Regions from separate parts of the Homo sapiens genome. Here regions 2, 3, 4 and 5 are each linked to region 1. The links are chromatin contacts, found by Hi-C or POLR2A ChIA-PET in ENCODE. All regions are on one chromosome and are shown on one strand. Each heading gives the region's core, a stretch centred on a gene start or an enhancer-like site at or near the end of the contact. The rest is flanking DNA. Distances are from core to core; before and after follow the strand shown. Region 1 has its middle 62 kb from the start of LINC02644. Region 2 has its middle 39 kb from the start of MACORIS. Region 3 has its middle 30 kb from the start of MACORIS. Region 4 has its middle 120 kb from the start of MACORIS. Region 5 overlaps ZEB1 (zinc finger E-box binding homeobox 1).

What was found. Hi-C counts contacts between places; a loop is a spot of excess contacts on that map. ChIA-PET counts read pairs that join two places held with the same protein, here RNA polymerase II (POLR2A). Pooled maps may share reads with other maps.
Region 2: a loop to region 1 is called in a pooled map, with 4 times the contacts of the local background. The contact joins two enhancer-like sites. A Hi-C loop is called at or near these places in 1 of 168 maps with a recorded cell type or tissue (head of caudate nucleus) and 4 of 50 pooled maps. POLR2A ChIA-PET finds 5 or more read pairs at or near these places in 2 of 52 experiments (OCI-LY7 and T-cell).
Region 3: a map of vagina shows a loop between it and region 1 (2.4-fold over the local background). The contact joins two enhancer-like sites. A Hi-C loop is called at or near these places in 1 of 168 maps with a recorded cell type or tissue (vagina) and 2 of 50 pooled maps. POLR2A ChIA-PET finds 5 or more read pairs at or near these places in 2 of 52 experiments (activated CD4-positive, alpha-beta T cell and activated naive CD4-positive, alpha-beta T cell).
Region 4: a loop to region 1 is called in a map with no recorded cell type, with 4 times the contacts of the local background. The contact joins two enhancer-like sites. A Hi-C loop is called at or near these places in 1 of 168 maps with a recorded cell type or tissue (dorsolateral prefrontal cortex), 1 of 37 single-sample maps with no recorded cell type and 3 of 50 pooled maps. POLR2A ChIA-PET finds 5 or more read pairs at or near these places in 3 of 52 experiments (Panc1, T-cell and activated CD4-positive, alpha-beta T cell).
Region 5: a map with no recorded cell type shows a loop between it and region 1 (3-fold over the local background). The contact joins two enhancer-like sites. A Hi-C loop is called at or near these places in 1 of 168 maps with a recorded cell type or tissue (GM12878), 18 of 37 single-sample maps with no recorded cell type and 9 of 50 pooled maps. POLR2A ChIA-PET finds 5 or more read pairs at or near these places in 2 of 52 experiments (AG04449 and GM12878).

What each region holds. Positions count from the first base shown.
Region 1 is chr10:30,781,893-30,788,254 of GRCh38, forward strand. No RefSeq gene overlaps it. Among named protein-coding and RNA genes, the nearest start is that of LINC02644, 62 kb to the left of the region's middle. RefSeq lists an enhancer at 1,254-1,754 and a silencer at 3,241-3,550. Within about 2 kb of position 3,264, at least 32 of the 41 ENCODE cell types and tissues checked have a DNase peak (open chromatin) inside an H3K27ac peak, as active enhancers do.
Region 2 is chr10:31,743,164-31,749,525 of GRCh38, forward strand. No RefSeq gene overlaps it. Among named protein-coding and RNA genes, the nearest start is that of MACORIS, 39 kb to the left of the region's middle. Within about 2 kb of position 2,573, at least 5 of the 41 ENCODE cell types and tissues checked have a DNase peak (open chromatin) inside an H3K27ac peak, as active enhancers do.
Region 3 is chr10:31,674,437-31,680,798 of GRCh38, forward strand. No RefSeq gene overlaps it. Among named protein-coding and RNA genes, the nearest start is that of MACORIS, 30 kb to the right of the region's middle. RefSeq lists an enhancer at 2,923-3,474. Within about 2 kb of position 3,921, at least 6 of the 41 ENCODE cell types and tissues checked have a DNase peak (open chromatin) inside an H3K27ac peak, as active enhancers do.
Region 4 is chr10:31,580,290-31,586,651 of GRCh38, forward strand. No RefSeq gene overlaps it. Among named protein-coding and RNA genes, the nearest start is that of MACORIS, 120 kb to the right of the region's middle. RefSeq lists an enhancer at 4,142-4,642. Within about 2 kb of position 2,667, at least 8 of the 41 ENCODE cell types and tissues checked have a DNase peak (open chromatin) inside an H3K27ac peak, as active enhancers do.
Region 5 is chr10:31,395,743-31,402,104 of GRCh38, forward strand. All of the region lies in intron 1 of ZEB1 (zinc finger E-box binding homeobox 1), which reads left to right. Among named protein-coding and RNA genes, the nearest start is that of ZEB1, 80 kb to the left of the region's middle. Within about 2 kb of position 4,074, at least 7 of the 41 ENCODE cell types and tissues checked have a DNase peak (open chromatin) inside an H3K27ac peak, as active enhancers do.

The DNA.
Region 1 (6,362 bases), core at 2,014-4,513:
GTGCGGTGGCCCTGTCCCAGGCCAGAGGCGTGGAGCCCTCCCGTGCCTATCACGTGGGAGCGCCTGGGAACCCAGGCAAGCATCTGTTGCAGACTGCACAAACGTCTAAACATCCGTGCAAACTTGGACCAACAGGTCCTGCTGAAATGTGCTAACCATCTGCTTTTCCTTAGCTGTTTTTGAGCAAATTATGTTTATTATGTTAATTTATTTTACTGTCAACAACACAGAATGACACAGTTGCTGCTAAATATCATTATATATCTCAGCCTGGCATATCACCAGCAGGGCTTTTTTTATTTTGTATTAATTTTTTTGTATATACAACAAGAATAAATACATATTGAAATGTCGATCTATTTAAAATGGTGTCCGGGATGGTAAAGTCATCTGTACAGAAGGCCCTGGTTGCTCACCCTTCCAGCAAAGGCTTTTGCTAGGAGAGGCAGCACAGCGGCCATCTGGGTGGGGGCCTAGGCCTGCAGCCCGCCCAGGTCCCTCCAGACAGTTCCATGTTTGGCCAGGAACATGGGGCTTCTCAGAAGTTTGTGGGGTTAGGAAAGAGAGAGAGCGAGAGAGACAGAGACAGAGAGAGAGAGAGAGAGGCTCCCAGGCGCCTGTTTTCTTCCCCAAACGTCCTCCTCCCTTAAAAAATCCTCCCATTTTCCAGATGGCCAAGCCAGGGGGACCCAGAGGAGCCAGGCAGAGAGAGGGTGTGCCCTAGTGACTCACTGGGAACCACCCTGAAACCCAAACAGCTGGCCAGGGGTTGCAGCTTATAATAATTACGTTTTTGATCATTTCCCCCCTGCAGAGACCAATAAACTCCACATTTCCAGAGAAAGAGAGAGGAGAAAAAATAAGGGCTGCTGAGCAGGAGGGAGGGAAGCCTGACAAGGAGAAGATCGTTCTGGAAATGTACCAAATCATTGCGCGGGGCATGAAGGTACTGCTCTCCACAACTTCCTTAATGCTCAGCTAGTGGCCAAGCTAAGGAAGCTCAAAGTAGCACCATGCAGACTCAAATAGTTCATCAATTAGGTAATAAGCAACAGAAGGTAAGTGCAGTTTCCTGGGAGGAAACCAGGGCCTCAGACAGACACCAGAGCCCCTGCAGAAATGAACAGAGTTTCTTTCATTCCGCTCACAGGCCCGACTGAGATTTCATCTGCACACCCCAATTGGGGGGCAGCAGGAGAGGCCAGGGTGGGCTGCCCTGTGTCGTGGAGGGGAGGTTTGCCTGCGGACCCCTCAGAAGCTGAGAAAAATCCCCAGGTGGCGTTTTCACAGCACCAATGACCTGCATGGTCAAAAGATGTGGTAGCCAGGTGGCTGCTGGCTGTCCCTGCAAATATTTGGTTTCAGAGAATGAGTCGGATTACACAGTTTCATATTTGGAGGCTGAGAGAGCTGCGGCCGTAAGCCTCCATCCTGGCTTGTCTGCAGCAGCCAGTAGACAGCCCATAAAAACACGGGGCTTATGTTCACACAGATGGCTGTTGGTTTTATCGACTTGGGGAGAGGAGCAGAAGATGGTCACGGTGCAGCTGCCTGAGACTCTGTCAAATGGGTCTCAACTGCTGGGGACACAGTGACCATCGAGGGCCACCTGGGTCCTAGAGGCCCCATGAGGTCTGGACATTCTCAGAAGGCTCCCTCCACACCCCTGAAATGTGTACAGGACTCTGTCACTACCCACCTCCCAGAGCCACCACCCTACCTCCTCCCAGTCCCACCAAATGAATGACTAGGGCCCGGGCTTGAAGGATGGCCACAGCGCTGGTTCCTGTCCCTCTGGGTCTCAGGCTGGGCCTCCTTCCTTTCTCTAGGAGCCCACTCAATCCTTGGGAAACAATAATACACTGTTTCACCCTAAAATCGGTGCCTAAATTTTATCTCTTCAAGGGTATCTTCTGTTTAATTGGGAGCTAAGCCTTGAATCAAAGAAACGGATCCGTCATTGCAGAATGTCTTACTTAGTAGATGGCATGAAGGGAGAGCGTCTGGTGCCCTGTGTGTTAACCTCATTGCAGGGAGGAGAAGAAAGTGGGCAGAGACCATCCCAGCCCCACTAAATCCACGCTACCGCCCGGGAGGATCCCAGAAAAGGCAGGGGAAGGGGCTTGGAGAGGGAGGCTGGCCACACGGTGGTGCTATTGCCCACGGCGGTCTAGTTGGCCTCCGAACTGGGGGTGGAGGGTGGGAAGTGGTTAGAACCATCCCCAGCAAAGAGAGAAGAGAGTGCTGACTTCAACTCAGTGGCAACCAGGGGGCATAGATGAAAAAAACAAATTGCAAATTCTTCCACCTCGGCCTCAATCTCTGTGATAAAACCCTGCGGTTCTCTGATGATTTCTGGGGTGATGGGGTGGGGCTGGGTTAAGAAGAGACTTATACTGTGATTCCTGGGTTGGGGGACGGCGCTACGACTCTAAGGTTTTAAGCAGTGATCCCAGCAGGTTAACTGGGGCAGTAAGTGCTGTCTTTCTCGGGGAGGGAGGGAGTTCAGCTCCAAAGGCGGCCTGGTTCGCAGGCTCCTTTCCCTAAGATCCTTTAGAAATCGTTCCCATCCCAGAAAGGAAGCTGGGGCGCAGCTGTGAGCGCCCCCCTCTCCCCCCGCCTGCCCCCACCCCCTCTGAGCTCCCCGCTTTGCTCTGAAAAAAACCAAAAGCATCTCTCGATGCTGGGGTTTCTTCACATAAAGTGATTACCACGTGTCAGAAATAAACTGCAGTCCCCTTTGGAGAACAGTGAGGTTGGATCAAAAAGGAGAACTATTTCAAAACATGCTGCCAGCTCGTCTTTTCAAAAATTTTTCTTTTTTTTTTTTTTTTTTGGATGTGGGGAGGAGGATTTCAAAAACAAAAAAAAGTAAGTCAGTATCTTCTCACAACTGCAGCTGATTTCCTGTGTAAACGAAAACCATGTGATATTCCATAAATGCTTCCAGCTCTAAATTACAGGAAATGAAAACCATCATGGAAAAGGAAAGCTTTCAGAATAAATCCCCACTTCGGATCCCGCCGCGGCGAAGCTGCGCTGGGCCGCCCGCACACACCTGCGGGTCCCCGAGCTCGCCCGGGCGCCCCCGCCACCGTCCCCAGAGCGCGCAGGGAGCGGGGCGCGCGATCACACCCTCCGCGCTGCGCCCGACCACTCGGGCTTTCAATTAGGAGCCAAGCTGAGAAAAGTAGGCTTTTCTTTATGCACGCCTCGCCGAGGTCAGGTTACGACCTCTCAACCGTCTTCAATCGGCGGTGGCATCCATATTCATGAAGGCTAATTAACTCTGAAAGGCTCGGCGGGGCTGGCCCTCCCCGGGCCGCCCAGCGCCGCCCCCCGCGGTGCAGGGGTGGGTGAGTGGGGGCCCCGAGCCCAGTACCCTCTCCTCCCTCCCCCGACAACCCGCCAGGCATCTTCCCAGGGCCGCCCGGCCTCCGCAGCTGCTCCTGGGCCGGACTCCCGAGCACGCACTTGTGCGCGGGGACACGGGGTCCCAGGGCGCGGGGACCAGTCAGGCGAGGAGAATTAGCTGCGTCATTTGTCGCCATCCTAGCAACTCGAGCTTACTTCTCCCGATAGCTCCCTCCTGGCCGCTGCTCCCAGGGGCCGAATGTGGGAAAGGGATGCTAATTCCAAGTGAGAGTTCATGCTTGGGGTTTCAGGCAGCCTTGCAGATGGGCGGCCCTGGGACCTAGGTTATAGCCCCAAGCCAATGGACTGTGGGGGCGCGCGGGGAAGTCACTCCACCTCTCTGGGCTCTTTGCGTTTGCTCTGAGATGACAAGAGGCTGTTAGGCTGGAGAAACTCCTTTCCACTTAGTGAAACGTCCCAAGAGGTCTCTCCTGCGGCCTTATTTCCCCAGCTCTGCATGAGAATTTTTAGGTTTCCCAGTTCTGCAGGAGCCAGCAGGTTCTGAGGTTCCCAAGGGGTGGCAACTTGTAGGGTAACCTTTTCTACTTCTTCCTGTATCCATCAAGGTCCTTACATTTTAGATTTTACAAACGGACTTGAACTAGTTTAAGCAAACTAGAAAATTCTGTTTTGTGGATAGAGACTTTGCTCATGGACCCATGGGCCTGAGATACCTCCAGGCTCAGAAAGTTCTTCCTCCTTCTTTCACCTTTTCTTCTATATTCCTGCTGCTTTGTTTTTATTGGCCGACTGACTGCCTCAAGGCCTGTTTCTCAGTCCACATAGGACAGAAGATGGTCCTGCCACTGTTTATCAGTTTACATCTGCTCTATTCAACAGGGGAGTCCAGCCTGAAACTGCATCTCCAGAATTCAGGCACAAAATTCAGTTTACATCTGCTCTATTCAACAGGGGAGCCCAGCCTGAAACTGCATCTCCAGAATTCAGGCACAAAATATGGGGCTGGCCCAGCTTAGATCACATGCCCAGCTCTGGTCCAGCCAATTGAGAGCAGAGGGCCAGCCACATGGTACTCACTGCCACCATGGGACTGCCCTGTGGGTAGGGGATGAATCAGGGGTGAGCTGGCCAGAAATGGCTAAGAGCATCTTCTGCATGAACTCAAGCCTGATTTCAAGTGGGTGCAAGGTAATTTCTTTCAGAGACAGATAGCTCTCTGGGCTCCTGACCCAGAGTTGGCTTCACCTTTTTTATTTCTTTTGTTTCTTTTCAGAGATGGGCTCTCACTCTGTCGCCCAGGCTGGAGTGCAGTAGTGCAATCCACAGCCTCAAACTCCTGGGCTCAAGGGATCCTGCAGCCTCAGCCTGCAGAGTAGCTGGGACTACAGATGCGTGCCACCACATTCAGCTATTTTTTATTTTCATTTTTTGTGGAGATGAGGTCTTACATTGTTGCCAGGCTGGAGTGCAGTAATGTGATCAGAGCTCACTGCAGCCTCAAACTTCTGAGCTCAAGTGATTCTCCAGCCTCAGCCTCCTGAGTAGCTGGGGCTACAGTTGGGCACTAACCACACATGGCTAATTTAAAACAATTCTTTTAGCAGTGGGGTCTCGCTGTGTTGTCCAGGCTGGTCTTGAATGCCTGTCCTCAAGCGATCCTCCCACCTTGGCCTCCCAAAATGCTGGGATTACAAGTGTAAGCCACCACACCTGACCATGGCTTCACCTAATAAGAAAGAGGAGGGGACAGAATTCCCAGTGCAGAATTCAGGGGCACCAGGAAGAACATACCTGACCTCCCTGTACTTCTTAGCAGGGAGCCAGGGATGAAGTCAGAGGCCCACCATGACCAGAGAAGCAGACAGAGAGCCCACTCTCCATCAGAGACACTTCTGTGGCTGGGCCTGCCTATGGTGATGGGATTGCCACACTAGGGCTCCTGCTGGGTCCCCTCCATCCTGCACTAAGATGAGAGGTCTAAGGCAAGCCCTGTGCCGCCCATTCTGGGGGAACCATGGCCTACCTGCAGATGCAACTACCAAATCAACACATTAGACCGAGTCGGGAAGTGAAATACTCAGAGTTCTTAATCCTAAAAAAAGGAAATCTGCTTTAGCTAGTCCATCAGAAAACGGATTTCAGTGTACTAGTCAAGATGCGCTAACCCTACAACAACTGCAAACTCAGAGTGGCTTAAGACAATAAGAGGTTTATTCCTTGTTCATGTCGCCATGCAGGCTAGTGATCCAAGAGCCCAGGCTCCTGTCTTCTCATGGCTCCAGGGCTCTTGTCATCTCCCAGCGGATCCTCTGCGCCTTGCTAGGCGATAAGAGTGTGGGTGATTGTGAGAGGCTTTAGGGACCAGGCATGGATGTCTGTCGCTTCTCTCCACGCTCCATTAGTTGGGACTCAGTCGTGTGGCCACGCCTAAGGGCAAGGAAGGCTGGGAAAGGCAGTTCAGCTCTGTGTGTGCCTGACAACGGGGACAAAATGGGACTGGTGAGCCCTGAGCCATTCTCTTGGGAGATCAGAGCAAGCTCACAGAGTCATGGGCAGCCAGGAGTCAGAGTTGAAGCTAAACGTCCGGGAGCGATCCCTAAATCCCGCCACAGAACTTGCTGAGGAAACAGCAGTGGTTTCTGCCACTCATAAGCACAAAATGCCACAAATCTGCTTCATCACAAATGCCACATCTGCTAGATCTAATGGGACATGACCTTGCACTGTCTGGGAAACAGCATAAAAGCCAATGTCTCTGCCGTGGCTCAAAACAGAAAATTAATGCACCAGGCAGATTCCCTCCTGCACCTTTTTTCCCTTCAGGTTATTAATTTCCAAATTGAAGTCTTGCACAGGAGCATATGAAAGATAGACTTAGGTCACAAGACTTCTTCTTTCCTGCAAGGGATCCTGGGATTTTGAGTTCTCACTTTTACTCTGGGAAGGTGGGACTCATATTGTGAGCTTGTCCTGTAGTCAGGTAATAG
Region 2 (6,362 bases), core at 1,323-3,822, 960 kb after region 1:
CTTAATCATTGAGACCATGTACGAGGTGGCTTGTTCCACCTCTTCTCTGGGATGAAGACTGTGATTGTCTTAACAATGTGCAGCCAATAACAGAAGTCAGTGCTGAGTTCCCCATATGGCATCAATGCTCCTAGACATACGACCTGGTTGTGTCCCCATATGCCCATTGCAAGTTGAAAATATCTTAAGTTGAAAATGTGTTTAATACACCTAACCTACCAAACATCATAGTATAGGCTAGCCCACCTTAACCATGCTCAGAACACTTACATTGGCTTGTCATTGGGCAAAGTCATCTGGCCACACAGGGCACTGTAGAGTGTTGGTTGTTGACCCTTGTGATCACCTGGCTGACCAGGAGCTGCTGCTGCTGCCTCTGCCCAACATCACAAGAGAGTATTGTACCACATATTGCTAGCCCAGGAAAAGATCAAAATTCAAAAATTGAAGTACAGATCCTACTGAATGTGTGTCACTTTTGCACCATTGTAAAAGTCAGTAAGTTGAACCATCCTAAGTCAGGGTTGGTCTGTATTATTCGCTGAGCTGAAGTCACCATCAATCTGGTGGCAGATTGCTAATAGTAAATCCCATCCAACATGGTATGGCAGTGATGGGTCCTTATATGAATAGATCTATATTCTACATGTTTTTGGTTTCCCTGTTCATAACACTCTACCAACACTGTCCCTATAGAATGCCCTATTCATCACTATAGATCACATTGCCTGTGATCAGAAAACTCATCTTAAGATTAAAAAAAAAGGTGCAGCACAGGGTTTATTTTTATTTTTTATTTTTTGAGACAGAGTCTCACTGTGTCACCCAGACTGGAATGCAGTGGTGCAGTGGCACGATCACAGCTCACTGCAACCTCAACTTCCCAGGCCCAGGTGATCCTCCCACCTCAGCCTCCCAGGTACCTGGGACTATAGGCACACACCACCACACCCGACTAATTTTCTGTATGTTTTGTAGAGATGGGAGGTCTTGCCACATTGCCCTGGCTGGTCTCAAACTCCTGGCATCAAGTGATTCTCCTGCCTCAGCCTCCCAAAGTGCTGGGATTACAGGCATAAGCCACTACACCAAACCTGTTGCATCCTCTTAGGAGGTGTTTGCTTCTGATCCTTGCAAACTTGAGCTCAGTGGGTTTGCAGGTCTTTGTGCACAAGGGAAGAACAAGGGAACACAACCAAGGTTCTGTTAAATGGGAAGCTGAGACTGCCTTCTAACCATTTCAGGCTCTCTTTCTACTGATCCAACAGGCAGAAATGGGGCTCGCACTGCTGGCCAAGGTATCTGATATGATTACAAAGGAGGAATTTGCTTGCCACTCACTATACAATGAGGGCAGGGAAGACTTTATGCAGAGTCCAGGAATTTACAGGCCAGTGCTTAGTATTCTCTTAATTCACTGTTCAGTGGAAAATCGAGGCAACCCAATAACAACAGGACCACCAAGGATGCTGATCGTGAAGGAATAAAGATAACGAACCCAGCTCGGTTGAGGCACTATCAGAGAATAGGAAAATAGGTAATAGGCAGTAAGGGGACGAAGCCACTATTACTAACTTGGGCCTCAGAAGCAGGTATAGCATGTAGCAGCTTCTATGTTAATTACTTGATGTTCTTTCTTCACTTTCACCCCAAAACCTCCCATGAAGAGCATCATGGCTAACACTTTAGATTTGAGATGAGAGCATGATGTTAGCGACCTGCCATCATTCTGTGGATGGTGAAGTGCAGGGTGTCTCTTTTTTCCACTCTCTACTCTATGTCCCACAGGCAGGCCTTTGTGGACTGCACCAATGGGTGCCATGGTCTTCAGCAGCTACGTGGGTTTAGCCAGAGGAAGGCACTGGCAGGAGACTGGAGGCAGGAGGAGAGTGAGTTGTAGCATTTTTTCCACCTGCTCCTTCCCACTGGATTGGAGGTTGCCAGTGGCCTCAACACTGTACCAAAGATTACAGCTCCCACCTCACAGGGTTTCTTTCCCCAGGTTCTGATACCTGCTCCCTCCCCTTGCTCCTTCTCTTCAAGCCTAGAGGGAATAATGGCTCCCTCCTCCTGTGGTGTTTCCTTAACTATTTTTGACTTTTCTTAACTCTGTAAACTCTTGTCAATAATTTCTTTATTAAACTCTGCTGGGCCAGGCATGGTGGTTCATGCCTGTAATCCCAGCACTTTGGGAGGCCGAGCTAGATGGATCACTTGAGGTAAGGAGTTCAAGACCAGCCTGGGCAATGCAGCAAGACCCCTTCTCTACCAAAAAACTTAAAAATTAGCTGGGCATGGTGGTACACACCTGGAGTCCCAGCTACTTGGGAGGCTGAGGCAGGAGGATCTCTTGAGTCCAGGAGTTTGAGGGGTGCAATGAGCTATGATCACACCACTGCACTCCAGCCTGAGCAACAGAGCAAGACCTTGTCTCTAAAAAACAGAATTAAATGTTTTAAAAACTCTTCTCAGTTGCTGTATTTGAATTGCCTATGACAAACCTCTCTGATACAGCCTGACGTGGTCCAGCTGAATTTAGAATGAAACTCTTCTCTCAGACTACTGCCAATCCTCACGGGTTCTCAGCAGGCCTGATTCATATTTCCTGGATCTCTGAGTCACCTTTCTGCATCCTGTGTAAATGTCTTTAGCCCCACACTCATACAGACACCTTTTCATCAGCCTTCTGACTAGATAATCAGGAAGTCATCCAACAAAGCTCTCCTAGTCTCAACTGGCGCACATATGAGCTTGCTTCATGGAAGGTTCTAGAGCATTTGGTCTCAGTCACTAAAGCATCTTAGGAGCAAAGTTTTGAATGGTGAGCAAACTAGAAAGCTGCAAATGAGTTGCAGGCATGCCATGCAAGATGATCCCCTCATCCTTCAGGGCAGCTGAGCAGGGCCTCGAGCAGCTGGGGGAGCCTCACTTAATGCTCCTGGGAGGGCAGCCAGGGAGCATGGGGTCTGCAGGCATGGTCCAGGGTCCTGCAGGCGGCACGCACCATGTGCAGCCGCCCCCACCTGTTGCTCTGCCTCCGCCACCTGGCCATGGGCTTCAGCAGCCAGCCACAAAGTCTGCAGCTGCTGTACATGGACAAGAAGCCCACAAGCAGCTAGAGGACCTTGTGTTCCACGTGCCCAGGGAGCATGGCCCACAGCCCAAAGACCAGTCAGGAGCAGGCAGGGGCTTCTGGCAGGCCCAGCTCTACCTCTGTCTTCACACAGATGGGAGATTTCTGTTGTGATTTTGAGTGATGTGCCCCTTTGGTGACATCCAAGATAGTTGCTGAAGCACCGCTCTAACAATGTGTGTGTATTCTGAAAACGAGAACTTCTTTATTCTGAAATAATTGATGCAAAATAAATTAGTTTGGATTTGAAATTCTATTCATGTAGGCATGCACACAAAAGTCCAACATTGCATATGACACAAAGAAAAGAAAAAGCTTGCATTCCTTAAATACAAATATCTGTTAACTATATTTGCAAATATATTTGAATACACTTCTATTATGTTACATATAATATTATATGTATATGTATATATAATATACATATATATGTTACATATAATATACTTCTATTATGTTACATATAATATTTATCTATAAGTAAATACATAAATATAAAGATTTGAGTAGCTGTAGAACATTGTCTTATGTGTTATCAGCTACTACTACAAAAATATCTCTTCCACTTATGCCAGTTTGCCATATAAATATGATCATGTTTTACCGTGGCACTTACGGAAAAGGTCAGGAAACACTGCTCTGAGGCATTGCACACACATAATTCCCCTGCCTCTGAGACCTGCCACTCCTATAACGTATTGGCAGCAACGACAACTAGGAATTAAATGCTGAATTGAACACCTGAAATAAAGACTTCCCTAACATAACCACAACTCTCAACAATCATTTCCCTCATAATAGCAGAAATAATTTCCCATGGGGCTAAAGCAGTGACACACACACACACACACACACACACACACACACACACTCTTCTAAGGTTACCCTGATATAAGAATATGAATTGACCTAGGATGGAGGTAGTTGATTTCAAAGGGTGAAAGGAACAACATAACCAGTAAATGGTTCAAGTAAAATTCTAATTCAGAGATCTGGCATGTCATAGGTACTGTGCTACTTAGCCATAGTCAAAACAGATGGGTCTGGAGTTGAAACACCTTGGTTCTCAGACCCCTAGATCCTTCTAGGCCTGCTTATGAAAAGGCTAAGTATAAGAAAAGAAAGTAGAAATGAATGGCAATGTGAATGAACCAGACACTAAATAGTACACACTATGTGATTGAATTATTTTAAAGAAGAAAAATATGCAAAATTAATCTATGGTGTTAGCAATCGGGATAGTGGTTAACCTCCTCAGGGTGGGGCAAGGATGGTAAAGGAGGACAGCAGAGGGGCTTCTGGGCTGTTGATAATATAAAGTTGCTTAATCTGAATGGTGGTTACACAGACATTTTCTTCTTGTGAAAACGTATCAAGTTGTATAATTACGTGTTATCTTATATACATGTTTATTATGCCTCAATTACAAAGTTCTAAATGAAATGGCAGGGAGCCCATACTAATATCAAGATACTTGATAGTCAGGCACTGGCATAGAAAACAGAAAACAAAAACAAAAATTCAGGGGCCCTGGCTGACCACAACCTCAATATGAAATATCAAGTTAGTGTTGTTAGAAGCAAAGAAACAAAGTGAGCTGATAACTGGACTATAACAAAGTATACTTGTGTGACTTACAGAGATTGGAAAGTAGTTCTTCTCTGATACAATGTAGCAACTCAAACCCTGATTAGAATAATGGGTCGTTTTGCTTAACATCCCTTTTTTTTTTTTTTTTTTTTGAAACGGAGTTTCGCTTTTGTTGCCCAGGCTGGCGCGATCCCGGCTCACTGCAACCTCTGCATCCCAGGTTCAAGCAATTCTCCTGCCTCAGCCTCCCAAGTAGCTGGGACTACAGGCATGCACCACCATGCCCGGCTAATTTGGTATTTTTAGTAGAGACGGGATTTCTCCATGTTGGTCAGGCTGGTCTCGAACTCCCGATCTCAGGTGATCCACCTGCCTTGGCCTCCCAAAGCACTGGGTTTACAGGCGTGAGCCACTGTGCCCAGCCACATCGTTCTTAAAAACATTGAAAACTGGAAGGGATTCAGAGATGGGCAATAGAGATGATTAAAAGAGATAAAAAATTGCTCTAAAAAAAAAACCATTAAAAGTAACACATTTTTTTAAAAATTGGCTGCTGGTCCTCTCATCTTGATAAATGGTCATATAACTTTCCTATGCTTTCCTCAAATTCTTTTTTCCTTTTCCCTTGTCTTTATTGGCAAGTGGACTTCTAAGAGCAGAATAAGTCGATTGAAATTAATGTATTGAGCAGATATACCACGGTCATTAAAACATAAAATAAAAAGATGTTTGGTCATTAAAAAGCACTAGCTAGGCCGGGCATGGTGGCTCGTGCCTGTAATCCCAGCACTTTGGGAGGCCAAGACAGGCGGATCACCTGAGGTCAGGAGTTTGAGACCAGCCTGGCCAACATGGTAAAACCCCATCTCTACTAAAAATACAAAAATTAGCCGGGCGTGGTGGCGTGCGCCTGTAATTCCAGCTACTCGGGAGGCTGAGACAGGTGAATTGCTTGAACCCGAGAGGCAGAGGTTGCAGTGAGTGGAGATCACACCACTGCACTCCAGCCTGGGCAACAAAGAGTAAAACTCTGTCTCAGAAGAAAAAAAACAAAAGCACTAGCTAAAGTAATTGAAGTTGCTGTAGCTTAAAGAAGAGAAGGCTTAATTCGCCTTAAAATAGCTGAAGATTTTTGAGAAGCAAGGTTATTGGTCATCCTGCACCTCAGAGAAATAGAAGTAAATAATCTTAAAACAGATTTCAGCAAGATATCAGAAAGACTGGATAAAGGTGTGAGTCACAAGTTCTGGGGACATTCAGGTGGAGAATTAGGATATTTTGACTAGGCCAGGATTTTTCTAACATCATAATTTTTATTATCTCATGAGTAATGAGTTCGATTTTATTTATAATGACAATAGTTTAAGTCTGTAATGCCTTAGAGCTCTCCTGGAGGGGCACTTTGACAGCATTTGCCTCCGCTTGGAGCCCTGCTTTTGAACTGGTACTGCCAGGGGGAGATCGATGCTCACAGGCTGCCCCGAGGCAGCAGGTGGGCGGGCTGTGGCCTACAGCCCCTCTGCTCCCCGGGGCCGTGCCAGGCCAGGCCTGAGGATGCCGGCTGTCAACAGTCACCATGGTGACCTCATAGCCAGCAGCTGCTCTCCCCACTGCGGTGAAGGTGTCTGAATGGCTTCTG
Region 3 (6,362 bases), core at 2,671-5,170, 890 kb after region 1:
AACCAGAAATTTGAGCTTTGATCCCACACTTACCAGCTTGAGCCAGCCTTTTCTAAGTCCCAATTTCCTCATCTATAAAATGAAGATAACTTTACAGTCAGTTTTGCTACAGTGTAACACATGCATTCCTAAATGGGGTTAGGGTATGAAACCCAAAACCTTGGTTAGTGACACATAAAATAACAGGCACCTAATAAAAATGGTAGTATTTGTGTTTTAGTCAGTTTGAGCTGGTATAACAAAAATACCATAGACTGGGGGGCTTAAACAACAGACATTTATTTCTCACAGTTCTGGAGGCTGGGAAGTCCAAGATTAAGTTGCAGCCAATTTGGTTCCTGGTTTGCAGAAAGCCATCTTCTTGTTGTGTCCTCATATTGCAGAGAGCAGGGAGAAGAAGCAAGCTCTCTTGTGTCTTTTCTTATAAGAATGCTCATCGCCTCATAACAGCTCCACCCTCATGACCTAAGCCCCCATTAACTCCCAAAAGCCCATCTCCAAATACATCACATTTGGGATTAAAGTTTCAACATATGACTTTATGGGTCGGCAGCAGGGACACAGACATTCAGTCCATAGCATACTGTTTTACACATGTTAACTGGTTAAATACATAACTACCGCAAATAAGTATGGTGCTTTACCTTGAACAAGAGCTAAAGTTTGCTTGTGGAAGTGGCATCAGGTAAGTTGCAGCTTGTGAGTTATTATGAAGTACTGGAAGGAGGATAATCTAAAATTGGATGCAAAGAGGTAACATTGGATGTGAATGAATGCACCTCTGGGTACATGGTAACTGAGGCAGCTGATAGATGTTTAAGGCATGTACATATGTGCATTTTTTGTATCCCTATCCAGTTCTGTTCAGCTGGATGCAATCTTCTGTGATCACTTAGTTGTGTGTGTGTAGACAAAATTATACATAAGCAAATGCAACATTTGCATATGATTAAATTGTTTCCTAGTATGTCAATTGTATTGAACAAATCTTCATTTTTAAAATGAGTACCATAGCAGAACTAGCTGTACTAACTACCTCATGGGATGTCATGAGGATTAAGTGACATAATTCATGTAAGTGTTGAACCCAGGGCCTGATAAGTGGTGAATAAGTGTTGCTAGTGTAATGAATATATATCAAATCATTATATTTTAAACAAATCAAAGAATGAATCAGTGAACACAAGAATGCCTAATTGTGGAGTGGGGAGCAGTAATTTAGGAAGTGTGTGTGTGGTGGGAGGAGGAAGGCTGATGATTTATCTTGCTAAAGAGAAACTTCCTCTAGGAGTAAATGATTTCAGAGACCAGCAGCAGGCTATGCTATGCCCTGTAACCAGGAGGACAAACTACATACCCTCCTTGCACCCATTAGCATGAATATGATCACAGGGGTATGTCTGTCCCACCACTATGCAGGTCTCAAAGCCTAACACTTATTATATTTTATAGATCAGAAATTTTGGCAGGGCTCAGCTGGGTGATTCTTCTTTTCCTCATGGTATAAACAGAGGTCACTTGGTGTTATTCAGCTAGCAGGTGGGCTGGTGTGGAGGGTCCAAAATAACTTCTTTCACATGTCTGTTGCCTTGGAATGACTAGAAGGCCAAGCCCAGCCAGGACTGCCAACTGGAGCACCTACATGTCACCTCTCCAGGATAGTCCTGATTCCAAGAGCCAGGAAGTAGATGCTGCAAGTCTTCTTACCTAGCCTTGGTAGTTCTAGAAAAATAGTTCTTGAACTCTCTACCAATTAAGAAGGTTACTAAGCCCAACCTAGATTCAAGGGCAGAAGAGTTAAGCTAGGTTTCAGTGAGTGGGGAAAGCAAACACTCTGGTACCATCTTTAATCTACCACAGTGCTCTTGAAAACTCAACTCCAGCAACATCTCCAGAAAACTGAAGTGAAGCTCTCTGCTGTAGATGACCCTCCTCGGATTTTCTACTGTAAACCACGCATATTACAGCTATGATATGTGGCATACTCTGTGCTGTGTGCATTGGTTTATCAAATGCTGCCCATGGGCCGCAAGCTTCAGTGGGGTAGTGACTGTCATTTAATTTTGGATTTGTAGTGTCTTTGTATAGTCTCTGGCACATGAAAGGCCCTTAATAAATCTTAAGTAAGTGGGTGAATGAATAAACTAACAAATAAATAAAAAAGGATGACCTTCACCTCTTCTGTTGAAGGATGATGCCCCAAGAGCAGGAACCATGGCTGTGCCCCTTGTCTCCCCAACACAGAATACACTGTCTGACACTTAGTCAATACTTAATCAATGTCTGTTGAAAACCCAAACACATATGCTCACATACTCAGACTCTGCTATCCAGCTGTGGCTGAGGGTCCTCACACAGCAAAATGAGGAGAATGTTTTCAGCCACAGTCTGAGGCTGAAGCAGGTTGGGCTGAAATCAAGACCTGAGTGTTGGGACTTCTGGTTCTAGTGATGGGGTCAGGAATTAGAGCAAGTTGCCCCTGTGAACACCAAGAGAAAGGGACAAATGAAAACTGGACTGAGGGGTGGAAGCAAGGAGGAACTAGAAGTTAGCTTTCCTGCTGCTCTATCTTTTCAGTGGAGAGCACTTTCATTCACACATGCATCAGATGGGGAGGGCGACTCATTGCCAATATTTGTCAAAGTTCTCCACAAAGACCTGCCCCTTAGTATACACCAATACACACATGCATGCACACACACACACACACACACACAAAAAACAGCTTTGGGTTCAGGTCAAGTGGGAGAACTTTGGAAAGAAGGAGCCCTGCCATAGAAAATGAGTATTTACTAACGTGGGTGCTATTAGTTACCATTTGCAGTGAACCAGGTGTCGACTGTGTCACTATTTTAAGTCTAATTTAATTTAGCATTTGGACTGGATGTGTGCTATTTATAAGGAATGATACCAACTGTGGCTTTGGTCTTGGAGCAGGTGGGAGCCACTTTAGCCTGTGGAGGCCGTGGTCTGCACAGTTCCCAGTTTGGGTTCTGTAGCAGACGCCCCACCCCAGGCACTGCCTCAGACAATTACACAGGCCAAGTGCTCAGGAGCCGTCAGCCCACAGATAATAGCTCTGCAGGAGCTCATTGAAGAGAGTCTCAGACCCTGTCTTTGCTGAGGCCTCTGTGGTTAGAATGCGCAGGACAAGGAATGTGCTCGAGACCCACGGCTTTGTCCTGCCTGGTCTAACCCCTCAGGAAAGATGCGATGAAATGGTTTGTCCCGGCTGGGTGACCCCCTTCCTCACACAGGCCTTTGGTATCTTCCACTGGACACAAAGAAAGGGCCTCCACAAGTCTCCCTGAATGGGAGCAATGGCTGAGCTGAGCTCTGAGACATACCCTGGCATTCTTGGGTTTCCCACACATGCCCAGGGTGCCTATGGGGACTTTTTCCAGAACAAATTGAAGGTATACACCCTGACCGGAGAGGTGGCCACTGTGACCAGAGCCCGGCATAGCAAAGTCACAGGTCTGGCTGGAGGAGGGGCAAGGACTGTGAAATCCCAGCAGGCAGCCAGCAGTGAGCAGGCCAACAGCATCCTCAACGGAGGACGATTTCTTCAAACACAACTGCATGACAAACAAGTCAGGGTGGGGCATACAAACCAGACAGCTCTGCTGGAGGCCGAGGTAGAAGCTGAGTGGGGATAAGGGTCCGCTCCAAGCCCTCCTCAGTGACACAGCAAATCTAGGGGTTGGTGGAGAGCGCTCATCCTCACCCCCAATCTGCAGTTCCAGACCTCGGATACTGATCTGACGGACACAGCCATCTTCAAAGGGAACTCGGCACCACACCCAATATTCAGGCTGTAAATAAAGCCAGCACAACAAGCTCCTGGGAAACGCTGAGCCGAGCCTGCTACCTGGCAGGCAGCATATCATTTCCCGAGCCTCCCTGGCCCAGTGCCCACCCTTCAGTTCTCTGTCCCTCCCAGCCTGGGCACAGGGGCGGTAACACATTTTAAATTAGACCTGTCCCTTTTCCATTCGTGAGCTGTCAGACTGCTTACAAGGGGTCAAACCTGGCGTTCTGTCTGGGGCACGGTGACGAGGGTTGCCAGACCCCAGGCCCAGGTGGGCACATGTTTGTGAGTTGGGTCTGAGCCCTGGAAGGTTCTGATCCACTTTAGAGTTGCAGGCTTGATTGGGAAGAGGAATTTCCAGTGCAGCACAATTTGACTGAAGCTTTTCTAATGCTTAGAAAGAAGGCACGCCACTGAAGTTTGTTTTTCCCTTGTCATCTTTAATTCATTACCTGGCGCAAAGGAAAGTGGAGACATATTTCTGACGGGTTGTTTTTATTAGTCATTACAGCGTGGTGAGTGTGTCGTCTTTCTGAGTGCACACATGCAATGTCGTGTCACTGTGCAACCTGGTTCCCAACGTGGCCCCTTGGCGTCCCAGTTCTCGCTCCCTAAGGGCCAGGGACATGCCCTTTCTGTTTGGAAATGTCAGCCTGGTCTCCTTGGCTTCCCTTCTTTCCCCATTCCTCCAGAAAAGTAGGCCTGGGAGGAAAGACTGGGTTCTCCAGCGCCTGCTGATTTTCTTGGAAATGATGGGCATAATGCCCAATTTGCTATTTCCCTAGTTTCCAATGGCTGTTTCTAAAGAGGAAAGCAATCCTCTCCTTTCTTGCAGGCGGAAATGAGGAGTTGAAGAGGTGGGGAGCGCTGGGGGATGCAGGCACATGTAAACCTGCTATTTCCTTTTCTTAGAGGCGGGGAACAGTCACCCTCCCAGCTAACATTTACCTCCAGGGAAAAATGTCACTTCCATTGGCTTGCATCTTTTCTCCCTCTATCGTGTGTGACAGTATTTTTCTATCGCGTGCGATGCACACACCTTACTCTCGGGGAGATTTATGGAGATCAAGGGCTTCTTCTTTCCCTTGGTGGAAATTGCCGGCCCCAGAGCTGTCTGGGTTGTTTCTATAAAACTGTCGAGACATATTCTGAACAATGATCCTGGATATTTGCAGGCCTTACTCCCCTCTTAGCTCCCATCTTTCTTCCCCAAAGAAAGCCTCTTTTCTTTCTTTCTCTCATCTTTTGAGTCCATACCTCAGGGGGGCTGTAACTGGGACCCCAGGCCTGAGACAGATCAATGGCAATTGATTAATTCAGAGGGAGAGAGTGGCGTGTATGTGCGTAGGTGAGAGAAAGAGAAATAGAGACAGACACAGAGACAGAGACAGAGACAGACTGAAAGAGAGACAGACAGACACAGAGACTGTTTGCATGCATCCTGCAATCATGCCCTGCTATTTTAGACTTAAGCTTCACTCTTGACCATTTATTTTTTTTAAAAAGCCAGAATAATAGATCATGATAACATTATAATAGCAACCTGATGATAATGAATGCAACATAGGTCATTAAGGAACGTATTCAGGGCAAGACTTGCTAACACAATAAAGCTCACTATGTGCCAGGAACTGTTCTGAGCACTTCGCATACATGAACTCATATCAAGTAAATAACCTCGCCACAGTCGTATGATGTAGCATCTATGAGGTTAGTGCTGTTACCAGTTACCCTATTTTACATTGAAGAAACCCCACTCCATTGAGAAAAAAAATAGCAGAGGGAGTCTTCCAAGTTTCTAGGAAGCTGTAGCCATTCAGGATCTTTTGGGGCAATTCAGCACGGCAGGGTTGTGACATCTGGGCTGTCTGGGTGACTCGCCATGTGCTTAATTGATTCCTCATTTTTCCAAGGGTCTGGCACTTATTGAAGCCCTTGGAACATTGATGCATATTGTGTATGACCAGAGGGAAGAGGGTAAATGAATGATTAAGTGACGCTTATCAAAGGCCTCACTTCAAAGTGGGGTGGCCATAGGAAAAAGGGTTCTGTGGTCAGTGAAACTAGGAAATAATAAGTTAAATAGACTAGAAGTTTAGTTATTCACAGAACTTCTGAGAGCTTTGAACATGGTAACATGCACTGTGACCCTTCCTAAAGAAAACAGAGAATGAAGCCTTTTCTGGCATGTTAGACTTCTTTGTGAGAGACGCTTATGGGGCTGGAGTTCCGTGGACTATACAGTAGTCTCGGTTATCCACACTTTTCTTTCCTTGGTTTCAGTTACCCATTGCCAACCATGGTCTGAAAATATTAAATGGAAAAGTCCAAAAGTAAACAATTCATGCATTTTAAATTGCACACTTCCGAGTAGCACAATGACATCTCACCCACACTGTCCCACTCCTGGCCTTCCTGGGACGTGAATCCTCCATTTGTCTGGCATCTCCACACTGTCTACACCACCCAGTGCTTGTGTCCAAGTAACCCTAATTTTACTTAATAATGGCCCCAAAGCACAGGAGTAGTGATGCTGGCAATATGGATATGC
Region 4 (6,362 bases), core at 1,417-3,916, 800 kb after region 1:
GAAGAGTGGCACGGCCATCGATCACTCCAGTCAGGCTGTTCTTCTAGGGAGCTGATATGGTTTGGTTGTGTCCCCATCCAAATCTCAACTTGAACTGTAGCTCCCATAATTCCCATGTGTTGTGGGAGAGACCCAGTGGGAGATAATTAAACATGGGGGTGATTCTTGTGGTAGTGAATAAGTCTCAGGAGTTCTGATGTTCTTATAAGGGGTTTCCCTTTTCTTTTGGCTCTCAATCTCTCTTGACTGCTGCCATGTAAGACATCCCTTTGCTCTTCCTTCATCTTTCGCCATGATTGTGAGGCCTCCCCAGCCATGTGGAACCGTGAGTCCATTAAACCTCTTTCCTTTAATGAATTACCCAGTCTTGGGTATGTCTTTATTAGCAGCGTGAGAATGGACTAATTCAGGAGCCCAATCCAGGCAAACGCTGCTGGTCCCGAGGGAGGCCCCAGCATCCACTATAGCTATGCCCCCAGTGAAAAGAAAAGTCAGTGAGCTCTTTCAGGCAGAGATGGGAAAGACTTCTGAGAGGGCTGGAGGCCAAGGGCAGGGTTGAGCAAGGGAAGGAAGTGAGGGTGTGGATGCCTGCCTGTATCCTACAGCCAGCGCTGAGGGCTGCAAGGCCCAGAAAGTTCTTAGCCCACTGGAGAGAGGCTGTCCCTCTTGTTTTTGTTGTTGTTGTTCAGTTTGCTTGTTTCTGAGAAGAGCCTCGCTCTGTCATCCAGGCTGGAGTGCATTGGTGCAATCATAGCTCACTGCAGCCTCAAACTCCTGGGCTCAAAGGATCCTCCCACCTCAGACTCCTGAGTAGCTGGGACTATAAGCATGCCCCACCATGCCTGGCTAATTTTTTTGTTTTTTGTAGACTATGATATCTTAGATGTCTTGCTCTGTTGCCCAGGTTGGAGAGCAGTGGCAAGATCATAGCTCACTGTAACCTCAAACTACTGGGCTCAAGCAGTCCTCCGGTGTCAGCCTCCTGAGTAGCTGGGATTGCAGGTGTGCACCCCCATACCTGGCTAATTTAAAATTTTTTTTTTTTGAGACAGAGTTTCGCTCTTATTGCCCAGGCAGGAGTGCAATGGTGCGATCTCAGCTCACCGCAACCTCTGCCTCCCGGGTTCAAGCAATTCTCCTGCCTCAGCCTCCTGAGTAGCTGGGATTACAGGCATGCACCACCATGCCCAGCTAATTTTTTGTATTTTTAGTAGAGACAGGGTTTCTCCATGTTGGTAAGGCTGGTCTCAAACTCCCTACCTCAGGTGATCCGCCCGCCTCGGCCTCCCAAAGTGCTGGGATTACAGGCGTGAGCCACCGCGCTCAGCCAAAAAATATTTTTGTAGGAATGAGGTCTCACTATGCTGCCCGGATTGCAGTGCAGTAGTTCAATCATAGCTCACTGCAACCTCAAACTTCTGACCTTAAGCAATCTTCTCACCCCAGCCTCCCAAATAGCTGGGACTACAGGCATGCACCACCACGCCTGGCTAATTTTATTTTTTGTAGAGACGGGGTCTTATATTGTTCAGGCAGATCTCAAACTCCTGGTCTCAAATGATCTTCCCGCCTTGGCCTCCGAAAGTGCTGGGATTATAGTTGCGAGTCACCTTGCTGGCCTCTTTTTATTGGTATGTGCCTCTCCCCTTGTAAGTCTTTGAAAGAGTTGACTGAGTGTGTCAGATTTTGACCTTTCACAGAGAGCTTCCTAAGTTTGGTGTATGTCTCAAACCCACCTCTTGAAAATAATTGTGTGGGCGTTTTTGTTGTTGTTGTTCTCTGACTCTTTTTCCAGCCCTGACCCTGAGGGCTGTCTACTTTCACAGAGCCACTGGAGGACAGTGACTAAAAGGGGAACTAGGCTGCCTGGGTTTTTTTTCTTCGTTTCTCTCAAGTCATTTCCCCTCTGGGGTAAGCCCAGAAAGATGAATGGCTGTTGCTGGTTTGTGAGTGGCGACTGCCAGGGACCCTCATCTGTCTGCCTCCCTCACTCAGTTCTTAGATTTATCTGGAAAAAGCTCTTTCCCGTCTGTCCGTGGAATGATTACATAAATGCAGTATTTCATCTACATCAGCTCTTAGAGGCTTGACGTGAGATTGACTTTAATGCTGAAGGAAGAGAACACAACCTAGTTAGGGGACCAGGAACATCTCAAAAATGCCCGTCCATTCCCGTTCCAGCTGCACCACGATGACATTTACACAAAATGGCATAAGATAATCACATTTTTTGAGCACCCTCATTCGCCAGCTGTGTGCCCCGGAATGAAATTAGCTCAATTTAATTACAGATAACAAATGGCTGTGCCCATCTCCTTGGCGTGCAGCAATCCCAAGAGTTCACCATGGGCACCCCTCATCTCCACTCATCCCTGAGAGAGCATTCTGTGGAGCCCAACATCTCCCTCAGGGCCACCCCCAAAAGGGAGGGAGCTGCGATCCAGGCTTCCTCTACTGTTTGTTTATCTTGGCAACTATTGCTAGGGCTGGTGGATTTAAATTGCTGGAGCAGAGCAGGCAGGACAGAAATAAAGAGCCCCAGAGAGCATCTAGGGTTCAGGGCTCCCACCCACTGCCCCAGAGTACACTGGCCTTCCCTGGGTGCAGCCTTCCCTGCTCCTGTCACCTGGTATAACCTATAGCTTCCTTGTACAGCATGACTCAGCCCTGAGAAGCCATGGGACAAACATGCAGCCACTGCCCCAGGGGCTGAGGCAATGCCACTCAGGTCCTCCTGCCTGAGCTGCAGTCACCTTTGGGTCCCCTACCACAAAAGGCAGTGGGTTCCTGGGTGCAGTCATTCCTGGCCCATGGCCTCTCTGTGAGCCCAGGGTCTCTCTGCATTTGCCCAGTAAAATTTATCTAGCACTGTCTCTGAGCCACGCCCTGCATAGGTGCTGGGGATTCAGTAACTAAGTGAACACAGTCGCTGCCCCTCAGGGGGCTCATAATCTGATTATCCAAAAGGACAAGCTAGCTGCTGCTCTTGCCCTAGAACAGTCCAGGGCTATCCTGGAGGATTTTGTTTCCTTTTCTAAATTCAGAAATATCCTGGGATGCAACAGCTTTCTGAGTTGCCGGGCAAAACATCCAACAGCTTTTGGCCTCTGTCTCCACCCTGAAGAGCATGAAGTCAGCATTTCCCCAAATGTGAGCAAAACAGCAGCTAAATATAAGCTCCTGAGTAACAAGGGGGAGGTGGATAGGAATGAGGTGTCCCCTCGCAGGAAGAGCCACTTGCTGATAAAAAGGTGAGATGCAGGGCCTGTGCTGGGGCTCGCTCGCTCCCTGTCCTGGCTCTGCAGGGTGGGTTGCGCTCACCTCCACACCCGGGCTGCAAAAAGCTGAGAACCTTCCCAGTCACCATAGTGACAGAGCCAACAGATCCAAGTGAGGAAGGCAGCTTCCTAAATTGGAGTTATTCCGAGTTAATAACTGATTTGTCTGTGGACAACGACAGCAGTTATTTCACTGAAAGACACGAGATGCCCAGAATCTTTAGAGCTGTAAGAAAATGCCCTTCTCTCTCCAACTGTGTGGGTTATTTTCTCTGTTCGCTGTCGGTAAAATTGCTTGGGCAATGGTCAGCTTACTGCCCCAGATGCAATCGTATGCATGTGGTGGGAAGAGAGGGTTTGTGGGGGATGGGTAGTGGCGGTGCATCCTTCCAGGAGGTGGAAACCTGGGCAGTGGAATATTCCACCCCACGCCAATACCCCAACATCAAAACACGACGCCATGCAAAGAACTAGCCAGCCTGCCCCAGTGTCCTCTCCTTTGCTTGCTGGGAGAGTCGGGGAACAAGCCCCCCGCCCCCGACCTTCCCACACAGCTCCCGCATCCCACAGGTGGGGATGAGCCCTGTGTTGATGTGAAGGAGCAACAGAACACGCCCAGCAGTGGAGGGGAAGCCAGGATGGGGAGCCAGTCAGTTCCAAGCTCATTGCTCAAACCTGCCGTCATTCATTGGCTGGAGGGTTTCAGTTCTCCACCCCTAATCAAAGCAGAGATAAGGCTGGGGCGGGGGGCGGGAATAACACGGTCAGGAAATGCCCACTCCCTCCCTGCCTTGACCAGCTGGGAGGTGCTTAATCTTTATCACCAGAAGCTGCCCGTCTGCTGGGCATGCCCAACAAGCTGAGAAGACCGAGGAGGAAGAGGAGGAGCAGGATGGAGCCTCCCTGACTTCCTGCCGCCACACCCCCAGCTGTGGCCTCCTGCTCCTGCAGACCTCACCCCTGTGAGGCCACTCTGCTCTATCCCTGCCCCCACCTGTGCACAGCCACACACGACAAGCCTGTGTGACCACCCTGTCACCTTCCCCAGGCTGCAAACTGGAAAAAGCAGAGGCCAACCCAAGCTAAAAAGCCCGCTGATGCCGGCCAGTTGCAAGACCGCCAGCGATGGCATTGGGAATGGGGGTCCGAGGCTCCAGACTCTGCCCCAACGTTCCCCAGTGAACTTGGGAGAGGCCTGCAGCAACCTGAGCCTCGGTTTCCCTGCCTGAACAATGGGGAGCTGTGCATTTAGGCATGGATGAAAGGTTCTGTGAGTCAGGGTGGGAGGCGCTGTTCCTTCTGCTCATGGGGCTGTGGCCAGGTGCTGCCTCCCCAAATCCTGGCCCCTTGCTGGGCTGTGATGAGTTGAGTTCATGTCCATTCTCTTCACCGCAATTAATCTTCATTCCAGCCTTCCCCTAGGGCAGGCCTGGCCCATGAAACAGGCACTGTGATTTTATCTGCTGCTTAGGCAGCGAAGAGAAAGATGCCGTCATTGTTTCCCTCTCTGAAGCAGAGGATAAAGCACTTTCTGGGCTGCTAAACCAAGAAAAGTGTTCCTGGAAATCTTGACGTCTTCCTTGCACCCCTCCTTCACCTTTCTCTCCTTCCTTCCAACAGCAAAGGATTGCTGCCAAATGGCCATAGTCATTCACATTATGTCTGGTGACACTCTTTTCAGAAAGTTACCACGTGGCGTCTGCTACTGAAACTGTACATAACTTTTGGTTTAGTGTCCTGCCGAAATAAATAGCTAAGGCTATGTGTACTAGGTTGTTTATGGCAACGTTTTTTACAGTGACAAAAAAGGGGATACCTCATATATTCAATTAGGGAATGGTAAATGAAAATATTATAAAATCTATGCTGTACTGTGAGATATTATGTAGTTATTAAAAAGAACAGGTTAAAGCCAATTAGTTACCAATAAACAGGTTCATTAGGTATTAGAAACAAGCAAAACCTCCAACAGCTTTTGGATGAGTGGCTGAATTGCAGGTGTGCACCACCATGCCTGGTGCAGGGTGTATAGAATGATTTCATTTCTGTAAAAAAAGGAATTTAAGATTGGAGGGAGCAGAAAAGTTTGTGGGTTTTTTTTTTTTTTTTTTGACAGTTTCATTCTTGCCATCCAGGCTGGAGTGCAATAGTGCAATCTCAGCTCACCGCAACCTCTGCCTCCCAGGTTCAAGTGATTCTCCTGCCTCAGCCTCCTGAGTAGCTGGGATTACAGGCATGTGCCACCAGGCCCAGCTATTTTTTTGTATTTTTAGTAGAGACGGGGTTTCTCCATGTTGGTCAGGCTGGTCTCGAACTACCGACCTCAGGTGATCCGCCCATCTCAGCCTCCCAAAGTGTTGGGATTACAGGCGCGAGCCACCGCACCTAGCCAAGTTTGTGTATTTTTGAATGACTCTAAAGAAAGGCAAAGAATACACCTTGAGCTGTATTATTAGTTCCCTCACAGGCCGTAAGATTTTTCCTTATATATCTTCATATTGCTTGATGTTGTAAGCATTTTGAAATGTAAAAAATCACTATAGCAGAAAATTTTAATGTAAAATATGTTTCAGAAGCTGACTGCTATCCCCTTGATCGTCATACTTTCTTGCATAATAGATCTCTCGATATTAGGCTAGGTTTGTGATTACATTTCTTGACCACCTCTGTGGCCAGGTGACTTTGCCGACCAATGTAATGTCGGGGAAGGGTTGTGTATAACATCTGGGATGAGATCCACTAAAGGAAGGGTCGTGCCTCACCTTTTGCTTTCTCCCTCCTGCCTGGGGGACGTGGATGTGATGGCTGGAGTCCCCTAAGCCATGAAATTCAGAACTACCTCCCAGGAATAGCCAAGCAGGTGGCCTGGAGAGCCCGGTTTGGGGATTAACGCAGAGCCATCCTGCCACCTTCATTTAGCCTTTTACAGTAGAAGGAAAGAGATGTTGATCCTGTTTCAGCCGCTGTTACTTGGGATTTCTATTACACACAGCCAAATAAGTCCTACCTAATATAAGAAACAGAAAAATTAGAGTCCTTCCTAGCCATCGAAGAATCTGTGGTGATGCTACACCCAGGGACAGA
Region 5 (6,362 bases), core at 2,824-5,323, 610 kb after region 1:
ATGCTGCCTGGGACTAGTTATACTTGTGGAAAATTTTATGTGAAGATAACTAATAATTCTAGCACTGAATGAAACAAATGCCTGAGACCTACTGGAACATTAAATAGACTTTTATGCCAGCCAGTTATGATTCAGTGCTATATTTAGACCACAAAATTTGAACTAAAATCAAGGCAGTTTATTCTTATCCCATCATGTCCATGGGGTGGAGAGGAACAACTAAGTAATCATGATCATGCACTTCAGTTTATAGCGTTTTCTCTAGCTTTGGGCATTGTCACTTAACAGACAATACAATTTTAAAAATTAAATGCTCAATTTCATTTCACTGAGGTTTTTTGTTGTTGCACAACATTGTAAGTATACAGTAAGTTGTTTTTTCTTTTAAATTTTTGCCTCTAATTCAGGTTTACATTGAGCAACCAAATCAGTATTTTCAGAAACCATTGAAGTTAATTCATTTATTTAATAATTACTTATGAAATATGTCATGTATAATAGTGCTATAGCCTAAGATGATGATGGTGAGAAGTACTCCTACCTTTTGTTACTGGCACGATGGTGGCGATACTCAGAACAAACAAAAACAGTGTGATAACACAAATTATTATATGACTCGCTGTTTTAATAGTGTTTACAAAAGCAGTGAATCCCAGGAAAATAAACTATTGGCTACAATATCAAAAAAGAAATGATGGAAGTGGTAGAATTTAATTTGGGTCCTGACAAATAGGCAGGATTTGAACATGTATGGCAAGAACACTGCAGGCAAGGGTAACATCTCATGAGAACTGATGCAGAAAAAAATACAGCATATATTGGCAGAGTGAGAAACTGGCCAGACTGTAGCAGAAATCACAAGCTGGTGTGAGGAGAGAGAGAAAAGCTTCATTAAGGAAGTTTTGAATTACTGAAAAATTCACCAGTCATAAGGCATGGATTATTGTCTTGCTGTTTAGATTACCTATAAATGTAATTTTACTTTACTCACCACCATGTGATAATTATGTAGGGTTTTATCTTTTTAGAAACCTGATGTGAAATTACCTGAAGGAATGAAGTTAGTGTGCTTTTAAGTTAAGAATATCTTCACTCAGTATCCATGGATAGGCTTCAGGGAATCTGGATCTCTTTGAAATTAAAGCAAAAGTTTGGATGTATTTCTTTTTCTGGAGGAAGGATCCATTGCCTTTATGAGTATGTAACAGTCCAGAAGAAGTTAATAAAATAGCTCGAGCTCTCCTAACTTAAAACTTTTTTATTTTTTATTATTATTATTTTTTTTTTTGTAGAGATGGAGTCTCGCTCTGTCACCCAGGCTGGAGTGCAGTGGCATGATCTCGGCTCACTGCAACCTCCACCTCCCGGGTTCAAGCAATTCTGCCTCAGCCTCCCGAGAAGCTTCATCTTGGGTTTTTTATTATTATTATTATTATTATTATTATTATTATTATTATTATACTTTAAGTTCTAGGGTACATGTGCACAACATCTTGGGGTTTTTTTAATGCAGTAAATTAAAATGGGGAAATTAAAACACGTTAAATACTTTCCCTTTATTTCACTATTTACTGATACGGTATTTAAGAGATAATCCTGAAAAGTATATCAGTTGGGTTGATTATATAACCAGAGATAGTGGCTATTTTATCAATTCCGTGGCTTTCAGTAAAAGGACAGCTCAATTGCCTTTTTAGATACAGAATGTTTCTGAATATGCTATTTCAAGTAGAAATTCCTTCCTATTTTTGGACAGGCATATGTCTGCTTTCTGCAGAATACAAAGAATTTTCAATGTGTCCAGCTTCAGTCCTGAAATTTGACTTACCTGGATCATATTTAATCTTTTGCACAACTGTTTAAAGCAGGAGTCAACAAATTATATATAGCCCATGGGCCAAATCCAGCCCTCAAACCTATTTTTGTATGGCCTATGACCTAAGAATTGTTTTTACATTTTAAAATTGTTAAATTTAAAAAAGGATTGTAAGGGATTAGGATTTTAAAAAGGAGAATATGCAACAGAGATTTTATGTGGCCCTCAAAGTCTATGGTATTTACTAACTGGCCCTTTTTTTAAATGCCAATCCGTGGTTTAAAGTACAGTTTTTAAGTTCTCCTAGATGCATGTGTTATTCTACAAGCAGATACAATGCTTGTGGATAGATATTATTTTTGAAGTTGGGAGTATATTTATATAATTTTAGCAAAGTTGACTGAATAAGATAACCTGTTTTCTATACTGAATATTCAGCTAATAGTTTCGCTTTCTAAAGTCTGGATTTGAAAGTGTATGAACAAAGTGTGGACTTAGTAATCTACTTCAAAGAACTATGTGAATATGAAAGTAGATTTTGTTTTTCATGGATATATTACACAGCAACCACAATTCAGATCAAGAAAAATATTAAAATATAATCTTTGTTTTAGAAGACACCACTTAAGGCAAAGAAGGCAAAAGAAAACATTTGTACCTGTTAATGAGTTGGGAAGGGCAGCTCTTAAAAATTATACTATTCATTGGTTTATTCAACATTTATACTTATTTTTAGAACCATTATATATATTGGCTTCTTTGTATTATATTTTATTAATATTATTGTATGAGATACTATGATTCTAAATTTTGGATAAATATTGAAATTATTTTTAATGGGGGATATGTCATAATTAGTGAGTCTCAAAAAATTGGGGCAATTCTGCCTTCTCTCTCTGCATCATTATTTTTCCTTCACTACTGGATCTTTTCCACCAACATACAAATAATGTTGAGTTTTTTCCCCCATCTTAAAAAAAATCTTACTCCCAGTTCTCCTTTAGTTACTACCCCATGTCTTTCATGTAAAGCCTATATCTCTGAAGTATGTAGTTGCCTGTGCTGTCTGAATTCAGTTCCTATAACCCCTGCCATTTCACCAGAATTGTACTTCTTAATGACTGCCATGCTGCCAATCAGATGGTCATCTCAGTCTTCCTCTTATTTGACCTGGCAACGGTGTTTAACACTCCTTGTTTGGCCTTTTAGATACTATACTACACTGTCCTGTTTTTTTTTCTCCTACCCCTCTGGCTGCTGCTTTTTCAATCTCTTGCTGATTTCTTCTTGCCTCCCCATCTCCAAATTGGGAATGCTCCAACATTTGGAATTTTGAGGCCTTTAAAACTGCATGTTCACTCCCTTAGTGACTTCATATAGTACCATGGCTTTATATGATCATCCATTTGCTAATGATCAGAAGTCCTTTAGTCTTTTTTTTTTTTTTTTTGATATGGAGTTTTGCTCTGTCTCCCAAGCTGGAGTGAGTGCAATGGCATGATCTCAGCTCACTGTGACCTCCTCCTCCGGGGTTCAAGCGATTCTCCTGCCTCAGCCTCCCATGTAGCGGGGATTACAGGCGTGTGCCAGCACACCTGGCTAATTTTTGTAATTTTAGTAGAAATGGGGTTTCACCATGTCGGCCCGGCTGGTTTTGAACTCCTGACCTCAGGTGATCTGCCTGCCACGGCCTCCCAAAGTGCTGGGATTACAGATGTGAGCCTCCGTGCCTGGCCCCTGTAGTCTTCTTAGAATGTAATATAGTAAACTGAATTCCTCATCTTTCCCCCACCAAAACCTCCTCCGGCAGTTTTTCCCATCTGAGTAACAGCACCTGCTGTCTTTTAATCAGCCTTGGTGTCACCAAGGATGCCTGTCCTCCTTTCATTCCACATATGATAATTCTTCACATTTCTGTTACCAAAATATTATCTTGCTTCTGTCCCAAAAATATTTCTGAGATTCAGTTATTGCTTACCATCTCTACTCCTACAACCCTGATCCAAATCACCTTCATCTCTTACCTGTATTGATGCAAAAAGCCTCCTGTAATTGGTCTTCCTGTTTTTTCCTGTTGACTTAACTTCAGTCCATTCTTAATATAGCAGGTAAAGTAGTTATATTTAAATATAAGCCATATTATGTCACTCTTTTGATGAAAATCCTCCATTGACTTTTCATCTCAACCAGAATAAAAACTAAAGTTCTTAAAATAGCCTACCAGGCTCTGTGCTCTGGGCTGTCATTCCCAGACAGCCACTGCCAACCACTCCTGCCTGCTCACACCCACTTTGCTCTAGTCATCCACACTGGCTTCTTTGCTGTTCTTAGAACATGCCAGGCAAGTTCTTGCTTTAGAGCCTTTGCACTGGTTGTTCTCTGTAATACTCTTTCCCTGTATATCTACAGGGATCAATCTCTCATTACTTGAGATTTGTACTTAAATGTCAATTTAATGAAGCTTTCTTTAGCCACTTGATCTAAAATTGCAGATTTCCCCTACTTCACCCCAATTCTCCTTCCTGCTTTATGTTTCTTTTCTTGAAGACCTGTTACCATCTACCATCCCATATATTTTACCTACTTTTTTCATTTATTTTTTGCCTTCCTCCACTAGAATATAAAGGCTTTTTGTTTCCTTTGTTCACTGGTCTGTCCTCAGCACATAGAAATATAGTGTTTGGCCCACGTTATACACTTAGTTAATATTGATGAATTAATAAATAAGTGGAATTTAAAAATAGCCAACACAAAATTTTAACATAGTTCAGGGATTTTTGAGAGCTCCTGGGATCATTGAATAAGCATTCAAATATTCCAGTAAATGACATGCATGGAGCTAAAGGTATTAGAAATATGACTGTATACATTGGTATCATTATATATGTAGAACTTTCTTTTTTGCACAGATCCTTAGCTTTGACCATTTATTCTATTTTTAAAGTGTGGAATACTAAAAAAAAATATTATTTGAACTTAAATATGATTACTATTTGAGTATGCTATGATGTGAATACTTTTTAAAAGAATCTTTTATCATTAAAAGTAGTCATTTAGTACAGTAGGAATTTTTTTACAAAAAAACTTATAAAATAATTTAAATTTCCAGAAGAGTTTCAAAGGCAGTACAGAGACTGAACTTTTCAGGATCCTTGTTCTGTGTCTTATAAGTTTTCATCTTCAAAAAGCATGGAACAAATACTAATTCAGCCTACCAACATAGCTTTTGTTAAAGTAACTGCTTTTTAAAATAATTTTTAAATACATAAAGCTACCAAATAATTAGTTTCAAATTTCATAATTATTTTTTCTTGACTATATGCATAACTGATTTAAATAGAGTCATAATCCAAATTTTCTCAATTATGACATACATTTCTTCATGTTTCATTATAGTCTTTTTAAATGACTAATAATAGACCATCTTGCTGATGTATCATTATTAATAAATTGTTTTCTTCCTGTTGGACATCTTAAGGCTGTTTTGTTTTACTGTTATTAATAATATGGTAGGTGATATATTTGTGCATATAACTTCTTGCATTTGCCTAAATTATTTCCTTTAGCTAATTACCCAGAATTAGATTGGGCAATAAAAATCATAGGGCTTATGAGGAAAATGGGGTTGGAGTACAGCCCACAATAATTTTGTCAGTGACACATTTTTAAAAAGACAGAAAACTAATAACAAGTGCAGCACAGTTTTACATATGTTAAATGGTTAAGAAATACATAATTACTATTATACAAGTGACACTTTTTACCTTGAACAAACCCTGATGTTTGCTTGTGGAAGTAGGTATGGAATTGTGATCTCCAAGTTAATGTGAAGTGGTAGAAGGAGGATTATCTGAAATCAGAAGGAAAGTTGTAACATTGCATGTGATGGGTGTGGCTCGTAACAGAAGCACGGTGAACTGAAGTGGCTGGTAACTTGAGATGTGTGCAGGTGTGCTTTTTGTTTATTCTTATGTGACTTAGTTAAGCTGGCAGCAATTTTCTGTGTTCACTTAGTGTTTCTCGCAGATAAAATCATGCATAAGCAAAGGTGACATTCTCTTTATGCTCATGTAGTTCTCTAATAAACCAACTGCACTGAAACAAATTTGCATTTTCAAAATAAGTGTTATGGCAGAAGAGACTCCACTAATTTGTTATCCCATCAATTTTACTGCAATTTTAACATCGTGCTAGGTTTTTAAGCTTTTATATGGTAATTTTTCTGATATATTTTTAACCAGATGCCTTTAGAATACAGTTTGGTGCAGTCTTACAGATATAACTCCAACCATAATAGGCAGTGGAGATGTTATTTTAAAATAATAATAAAGCTTGGTTAATTGCACAGAGACAAGAAAAAATGGAGGACAGGTTTCTTCCAAGAATGACTGAAGCCAGAATAGAGGTTAGAGAAAACAGAAGAAGAAAAAAAAAACCCTAAAACCTGCAAAGGGAGTTTGTACCTAGGTAGAGCAGTACCTTGAATACCAGATTAAAGTTTCAACTTCCAGAAGGCAACCAAAAGTCAGTATTTTGTTGTTGTTGT